Regions from separate parts of the Homo sapiens genome. Here region 2 is linked to region 1. Evidence: read pairs that join two places in POLR2A ChIA-PET (ENCODE). Cell type or tissue: MCF 10A. All regions are shown on one strand. Each heading gives the region's core, and the rest is flanking DNA. Links, peaks and the distances in the headings are about the cores only. Region 1 overlaps HTR7 (5-hydroxytryptamine receptor 7). Region 2 overlaps HTR7 (5-hydroxytryptamine receptor 7).

Region 1 (4,407 bases), core at 95-4,094:
GTGTGGTAATTAGTTATGTAGCAACAGTTAACAAATATAATATATGAATTTTTACAGGCACTTTTAGAATTAAGTGACTTATTTTATTTTAATTAAATCTGATTTTCTCTCTTAAGGGAAACTCTCTTTTTTGTTTAATAATAATATCCTTTCTCAAAGAGGAGGCTTTGCTACTGTGTTTCCAAACTTGGTTGAATTTTGTTGCTTTCTTCCCCCCTCTCTCTTTTATCTACTTCTCTCCCTCAATGCTGAGGGCAGAATAAGGAATTTAAGTTGTTTATTGTTCCTAACTGTAAGTGTAGCTTAGAAACACTGATGGAAATGGTTTAAAAGTGTATTGGAACCCCACTGTAACATTGGTTTTAGAGAACAGGTTAGCATCTAGGTTAATGGCAAATGATAAGTTCAGTGTATTGTTAAAAATTTACTTTTAGTATTTAAAAAAACCTGATTTACATACATCCGGAACACTGCACAAATCATAACTGAATAGCTCACTTACTTTCTACAAGGTGAGCATACCTATGTAACACACCCAGAGGAAGAGAAAGAACATTTTCAGAACTCCAAGCTTTCCTCCTGCACCCTCATTGCTTAGGACTTCCTCTTCCCCGGAGGTAACTGCCATTCTGGCTTCTGTCACCAGCAGCTAGTTTTGCCTGGTTTTGAATAGTATGTTCTTTTTTGTTTTTTAGCTTCTTTAGCTCGAGCTTATGTTTGTGAAAATCATCCATGTTGACAAGCAGTAGTGGGTTCATTCTCATTGTTTTATAGAATTCCATTGCATAAATATGCCACAGTTTATGTACTTATTCTACTATTATAGAGTTATACTAATTTTACTTCTGTAGAGTGGATTAGTTTCATTTGGAGCTATTACCAACAGTGCTGCTATAAACTTTTGTATGTGTATTTTGGTTAATGTTCATTATATACTTGGAATTGCTAGATCATAGAGTGTGTATTATTTAGCTTTAATAGATATTACAAATAGTTTCCCAAAGTTACTGCATCAGTTTACATTCCCACCAGTAATGTGTGAGAATCACAATTGTTTCATATCTTCACAGAACACTTGGCATTATAGTTTTTATCATCATCATCATTAATTTTAACCACTCTGATGGCTGTTAGTGACATTTCATTGTGCTAATCTGCATTTTTGTCATGACTCGTGATGTTAAACACCTTTTGATATGTTTGGTGAAGGTGAGTAATTTTCAAACTTTAGGCCTTGATCCATTAATGGGTTATGAAATCAATTTAGTGAGTTAAGGCCAGCATTTAAAAAGTCTGAAATAGAATAGAAGAGAGTAGATAATGGTTTATAATGGTAAATACAGATTTGTGAAACTTTTGTTTAATTTCCTAAATATAAATATACACACATATCAGTTTATTATATAAAATGTTATATTTCTTTTTGTGAACCATGGTCAAAAAGGTTTTAAAAAACCTTGTTGTGTATTATGCATTTAAGAAAAATCTACAACTTGATTAAAATATAAAGACCACACATATCTCATTTAGCACAGGACTGGGAAATCTAATAGCTGAGATAATGGAAACATGATTCATAATGATTTTGTTAGGCTAAACTGGAAGCAAACTGTTCAGATGAAATATACAGTAAAGTAAAGCCCTTCATGTGGTAAGTATAAAGTCCTTGTAATTGAATGGGAGAAGGCTGCTTTGACAGCAGTGTGGGGGATAAAGACCCAGAACAGTCAATCCTAAACACAAAGTTCTAGGTCTCCAATCCTTGAATGAGAATAGTGGCTTGGGAATCTGCATGTTTCTAAAGCTCCTGAGTGATTCTTATAATCTGGCAGTTTCAGCAGCCACTGACATCAGCCGGAGATTCTAGTGGATTTTGCCAACTGCAAGGGAGGAATCTCCTGGAGGAGGTGTTCTAAGTGTGTGAACGCTTTTTAAGCTGAACGCTCTAAAAAACCACCATATTTCAGAATAATTCTACCTAGTTTCTTTTACTCCCTAAATTATCATTCTATAGCAGTGAAACTCAGAAGAAGCCATTTAATTAAAGAACCATTATCTACCATTTCTATACAGTTAGAATGGAAGACAGGCAGCAGAGTTAATTTACTTCCGATCCCTCTCTATGCAGATTATAACTCCCTAATCCTCTTTTTCTCTGAACCTGTACTTCAATGGCACCCCTATTGTGAGTTGCATATATTCCTCAATTATATAATACTTCAGTGCTTTCGTCTCTGAGATTTACTGTACTTTAACATTCGTATGCATTTTACAGTAAAATTTTGAAGGCTTTATAAGCATCCTGCTTTCTAATTAACAGTGAGGATAAAATGTTAGTGTGATTAAATATTAAACATGCATACTTAAGGAATGTTAAAAATCAGTCTAGTTTTTTTTTTCTTTTTTTCTTTCTCACCCTTGAAGGTAAGATTTATCCTATACAAGGTTTGGAAGAATGAATGTATAATTTAGAGAAACACTTCCCTGAATACCAATATTACTTTATGTAGTAATTATGGGATTTTAAAGGCCAATGAGTTCTTTTTCTTTTGTATAAACTTATGAATGTATTCTAATAAAGTACTTTTGACAAGCTAATCAAATAAAACAATGTAAGATTTAATTATCAGCTTTCTAAAGATTTTATGAACCAGATTGTTTCTATTGCCAGAATCATATAAATTAGGAATCTCAGAATCCTCTTAAATCTTTTATTTTGTTCTTAAAATAGTGTTTTTTTTACATGCTCACTACAAAAATATCAAGCATAGAAAATATAGAGGAAATTTAAAATCATTAAAATTTCTTCATCTCAGGTAAAACTACTATTGATATTTTAGTTGATATTCTTGTAGACATCTGAGCATACACAGACATGCTCACACAAGCATACACCCAGTTTTATATAGAAAGGTTAATAATATATGTTATATGATATTCTATTACTTATCTTTAAGAGCTATGTGTTTTTAATCCACTCTTCTGTTGTTTCTGTGTTAGTAAATACAGACGTACATCATCATTTTTAATGGCTGCATTATACATATTATATACAGTATATATATATATCATATCTAATCTCCTATTGATAATACTTAGATTGCATTCTTTTTCCTCTATTATGTGTTTAGTAACATGTCTGCACATTAGTCATTTTGCATTTGTACAATTATCTTCTTAAGACAAAATCCTAGATGTGTGATAATTGCCAAACTGTCTTCCAAAATTATTTCAGTTGACATTCCCAATAGCAACGTAATAGAATGATTGCTTTTTCAGTTTTCTAATATTGGATTTTGTCTTTCTTAAATATTTGCAAATGATAAAAATGTGTCATTTTAAAATGTGCATCTCTTTATTAATGAAGTTCTGAATATTTTTAAGTGCTTATTGGTCATTAGTTTCTTTCTCTCTCTCTCTCTCTCTCTTTAAAATAGAGATAGGGTCTTGCTATGTTGCTCAGGCTGGTCTGAAACTCCTGGCCTCAAGTGATCCTTCCACCTTGGCCTCCCAAAGTGCTGGGATTATAGGCATGAGCCACTGCGCCTGGCTTTGTCCATTAGTTTTTCTTCTTTGATCAATTGCTTAAATATTTTTATTGGGATGGTTGGCTTTTTGTTTTTTCTTTTACAAACTCTGAAGTTCTTACTATGGGATGGCTGTGTTTTGTATTGACCTGTAGGAAATCTGTGAATATTGTGATATTGCCATTTAGATTTCTAGTTTATGATTTGACTTTTAACTCTTCACAGAATGATTTTTGAATTAAACTAAATGTTGCTTATAAATGTCACTTATTTATTTTGTTTGTTACAAACATTTATTGATGTTTCATTTTGTACTTTCAAGCTTTTGTATTATAGTTAAGAATGGCCTTTGTCATCTCAGAATTGTGGAAATACTTGCCAATATTTTCTTAGGGTTTAATTTTTTTACATGATAATCTTTGATCCATGTGAGATTTATATTTAATCAAACGATAAGAAGCCAGTAATACTTTTACCTCAATTGCTGGCCAGTTGTGAGACTTCAAGAATATCCAATTTTTTACTAGTGATTTAAAGTGACTCCTTTTATATTGAATTCCCTTATATATTTGAATCAATTTGAACCTATCTTGTTTTATTGATATCTTTTTGAATAATTATTTTGGGGCTTTTATTTCTGTGGCTTTATACTTTTTTTTAATGGGATAAGTATCCCTTCATTATTCTTTTTCAGATTATCTGTACATTTTTGCATGTTGACTTGGTGAGCTTTAAAATCGTTAACAAAAGCCATGCCAGTTTATTCATTGGGGGTTATATGGTATTTATAGATTGAGGGGAAATAGGTACTTTTATAATACTAGAATTTCTTATTGAAAAAACAAGTTTTTTCCCCCATGGATTTAAGTATTTTAAAAAA
Region 2 (4,407 bases), core at 238-4,237, 93 kb before region 1:
TCCACCCCTGGCTAGTTCAGAACTTTAAATGTTCTTTCCTCAAAACTGTAAGACTATCAAGCATGGCTTCTTAGCCTCCTGCCTTATGCAGTCTCAGAATTCAGCAAATGTTTTGAGGGAACTAACAGGTGCTGGGCTTAGGTTTCACTGGCATCTTTGCCTTTTAGGCCTCTGACTTTTGCCTCTCTATCTCCAAGAGACTGCCAAGTGCTCTTCTGGTGTTTTTGCCCCTTATTAGCAACTCTCTGCTGAGGCTCTTTACCTGGATCCTTAGCCCCTTACCCTTCACCCAATTTTGGCAAGTGCCCCAAGGGAAAGAGCAGCTGCACAATATTGGCTTGCCTCCCTGTGCTTCTGTCTTCTCTAGGATTTTGTTCCCTGAAGTCCTGGTTGTCTCAACAACTGCTTGATGCTTTCGGGCATCATAGCGTGCATGCGTGTGTGAGTGTGTGTGTATTTGTGCTTTATCCAGCTTTTAAAGTGGCTTTCAGCAGAAGCATTGGTCTGAAGTATCAAACAACCCCATCATGGCTAGAAGTGGCTATGTGCCTGAAATATTTTAAATGTATGCTAATATAGAAATATAATTATGTAAATTTCCTGCTTAAAATTTTTAATTTTCTTTTCATTTCACTTGGAATAAAATTCACTCTTTAGCACATGTAGGAGGTCCTTGGTTTGTCCCTGCCTCACTCCTCAACATCTTGAACTGCATTCTGTCTTGTTCGCCACATTCCAGTCACATTGACCTTTCTCAGTTTCTCTATTGTACCAGATTCTTTCCTGCATCGGGTTTACTCCATGAAAACTCACCAACTAATATATTTGTGAAACTGATTTTACATCTGAAGTTCTGTTCTCTAATATGTGTTTTTTTTTTAATTCTAAGTTGGAAAGTTTAAGTGTTTAACCCTCTAGATTGACAACAATTAAAATGTCAAAAAACTACCAAGTGTTGGGAAGGATATGGAGCAAAGGGAATTTACATACATTACTAGTGGGATTATAAATTGGTGAACTACGTTGCAAATAGTTTAGTGTTATCATGTAATGTTAAAAATACATACACCCTAAGACCCTGTTATTTTATCACCAGGTACATATCAGAAAGATGCTTGTCCACCAAAAGTCTTCTACAAGAATATTTATAGAATCCACAAACTTGAAACCTTAAAACTTGAAATAATACACCTGTGTGTCAGTAGTAGAATGAATAAATAAATTGTGGTATATTCATACAACAGAATGCTATTTAGGAGTGTTTATCAAACTTGAATGTGCATCAGAACTACCTGGAGAGCTTATTAAAACACAGATTGTTGGGCCTAACCCCAGACCTTACCAAATCAGAAACCTTACCCCAAGAGTTTCTGATTTCAAAAGTCTGGGGTTGGGCTAAGAATTTACAGTTCACATAAATTCCCAGGTGATTCTGATGCTTCTGGTCTTGGGATCTTACTTAGAGAAGTATTGCTATACAGCAATGAAAATGAACAAATTCTAACTACACCCAGCAACCAAGTGAATCTCATGAAGTAATTTAAATGATTTTTTGTTATATAAATTTTGAAACATATTTTAAAGTCAAGTATACTATAATGAGTCTGATGTATCCATCATCCATCTTCAACAGTGATCAACTTATGGTCGATTTATTCAAAATATACTTTGCAATTCTTCCTTCATCCAATTATTTTAAATCAAATTTCAGATGTCATATCATTTCACTGATAAATATTTTATGGTTACAAATGTAAGGCTGAGCAGAAGCAGCAAAATATAAAGTATATACATATGTGATTCCATTCAAATAAAAATTTTAAATAGACAAAAATATTTTTAGGGACGTACATAAGTGGTAATATTATAAAGAAAAGGAAGGAAATATATATCATAAGAACAAAGAGGCCAGGCACAGTGGCTTACACCTATAATGCCAGCATGCCAGCACTTTGGAAGGCTGAGGCGGGCAGATCACCTGAGGTCTGGAGTTCGAGACCAGCCTGACCAACATGGAGAAACTCCGTCTCTACTAGAAATACAAAATTAGCTGGGTATGCTGGCGCATGCCTGTAATCCCAGTTACTCGGGAGGCAGGAGAATCGCTTGAACCCGGGAGGCCGAGGTTGCGGTGAGCCGAGATCGCGCCATTGCACTCCAGCTTGGGCAACAAGAGCAAATCCTGCCAAAAAAAAAAAAAAAAAAAGAACAAAGAGAGAGTGATTGCTTTTAGATGGGATGGAGAAAACTGAGATCAGAGCGGCATGCTTCTAAGGTGGTGTAGTGTTTTCTTTCTTGACTGGAGTGGTAATTACACAAGGGTTAACTTAATTATTGTTAAAGTGTCCATGTATATTTTAGGCACTTTCCTGTATATGTATTTTATTTTATAATGAAAGGGGCAAAAGTATGTATTTGATACATCTCTTGAGGTATATTTGGATTAAGTCAGATATATGATTAATCTGAGCAGATACAGTTATTGTTTTAATGCTGTCAGCAACCATTAGTTTTTAGCTTTGTGTATGAGGGCAGGGGCCACCTTTGGGTTGTTCATGGTTACAGGAACTCATCTGCCTTATTTGCAAGAGCTGTAATATTTAGCTCTGATTGGTATCTGGCTGAAGCCTTGCTTCCTCGCCAGGTACTATGACTCATTCCCTCTGATGATCTGAGTTCTGCTTTTGGCTTTAATTCTGCTTCAATCAGCAGGGCAGGGTGCATTCTGGCTTCTCCAGACTCCTTTCACTTCAAAGGAAGTTATCCTTGCTCATCTCTAAAATTAATTTTCTGCTTGTAGATACATTTTAAGAATTGATGGAATCTTCTTCTGGCTTTGCTATGGGAAAGTGAGAAGGAGATGAAATGGGTCTTCTGCCCTGTTCTTTTGTGTAGTAACACTTAGCCACCAACTGCTTTTTTTTTTCCTCTCATGTTAACTAACAGGAAGTAATGCTTCAGGGTAGAAATGATAATAGCTAATAGATGTTTAATGATTTATTGCTTACAGACCACTCCCAAATACAGAAATCTCCACTGATCCCCTCTACAACATTGTGAGGTGGGCATCAGTATCCCCACTTGATGTAGGAGGAACTTGAGGCTCAGAGGGTAGAAGTGACTTGACAAGGACATACAGTTTGTATGGATGGAACTTGTGTTCAAAGCTTGTTCAAATATTGTGTATTTATTTATATCTATGTGTGTAAATATATCTAAGGAAAATAATAAAAGTGGAGACATGGAACATTCCAGTCAAAGGAGCAGCAGATGCCAGGAACACAGAGGCAGTGAATCAGTGTTTGAATGAACTCACAGAGAGGGAGCAGGAAGGCATTCTGAGTGAGGGAATAGCATAGGAGAAGCACAAGTCAATAACCCTTCACCCCTTGCAGTAGATACTGCTGGTTGCCTACCCCAATCTCCGTCCTCCCCTTCCCCCTTTAGTTATGGGAATTCCTGCTTTGACCTGGGAATATGGCTGCCCAGAATAAAGGCTGCATTTCTTAGCCTCCCTTACAGCTAGATGTGGCCATGTTACTAAATTTGGGCTTGAGAGATGTTAGTAGAAGTATTATGTTTCAGCTTCCCAGAAACTGCCTTCAAGAAAATTGGTGTGTGCCGTCTTCCTCTTTTCTGTCCTTTCCTCCATCTTCTTGCCTGGAATATGAAGATGGTGGCTAGAGCTCTGGCCACTTAGTCAAGATGGACAAAAATGGTCATGCTTGTTAAAGAGGAGCAGTATGCTGGAAGGGTAGCCTGGATCGTGGAGGACTGTCAACTCCACAGAATTGCTGGAACCTTGACTTCTTACTAATTGATGAACTAATACCATTATGTTGTTTATCACATGCAGCTGAACTTAATCTCAACTGCTAAACCTAGTACAAATTGGGCATCCCTGATCTGAAAGTCTGAAACCCAAAATGCTCCAAGATTAGAATCTTTGAGTACTGACATGATGCCACAGGTAGAAAATTTCACACCTGACCTCATGTGATGGGCACACAAAATTATTTAGAATATTGTATAAGATTACTTCATATCATTTCACTGATAAATATTTTGATTTTTGGGTACAAGGTAAATATAGAACATAAATGAATTTTGTGTTTAGACTTAGGTCCCATCCTCAAGATATTTTATTATGTATATGCACATATTTCAAAATATAAAAAAGATTCTAAGCATTTTGGATCAGGGATACTCAACTTGTACACATTTCTTCTCCCTGTCACCCATCCTTCCCACAGATGTTTATATACACTTTTTTTTTCCACCTTGGCATATGATTCTATTTTGAGAACAGGCAAAAGAGAACAATGTGTCTGAAGTGCTGGTCAGCCACAGAATCTTGGGTGGCATTGGAACAGAGGGTGAGGTACCATGGAAACAAAATTCTTGGGC

What was found. ChIA-PET counts read pairs that join two places held together with the same protein. Peaks named below come from ENCODE experiments on the same cell type or tissue, not always from the same donor. Only the 100,000 strongest peaks of a DNase experiment are listed, where the experiment ranks them.
Region 2: POLR2A ChIA-PET joins it to region 1 with 8 read pairs; 3 of 35 experiments call an interaction of 5 or more read pairs at or near these places.

Annotation. Positions count from the first base shown.
Region 1 is chr10:90,752,395-90,756,801 of GRCh38, reverse strand. The region is part of intron 1 of HTR7 (5-hydroxytryptamine receptor 7); the gene reads left to right. Among named protein-coding and RNA genes, the nearest start is that of HTR7, 100 kb to the left of the region's middle. In MCF 10A, for the core only: no CTCF peak of the experiment used is centred there; no DNase peak of the experiment used is centred there.
Region 2 is chr10:90,845,869-90,850,275 of GRCh38, reverse strand. All of the region lies in intron 1 of HTR7 (5-hydroxytryptamine receptor 7), which reads left to right. Among named protein-coding and RNA genes, the nearest start is that of HTR7, 10 kb to the left of the region's middle. In MCF 10A, for the core only: no CTCF peak of the experiment used is centred there; a DNase peak (open chromatin) is centred at 2,645.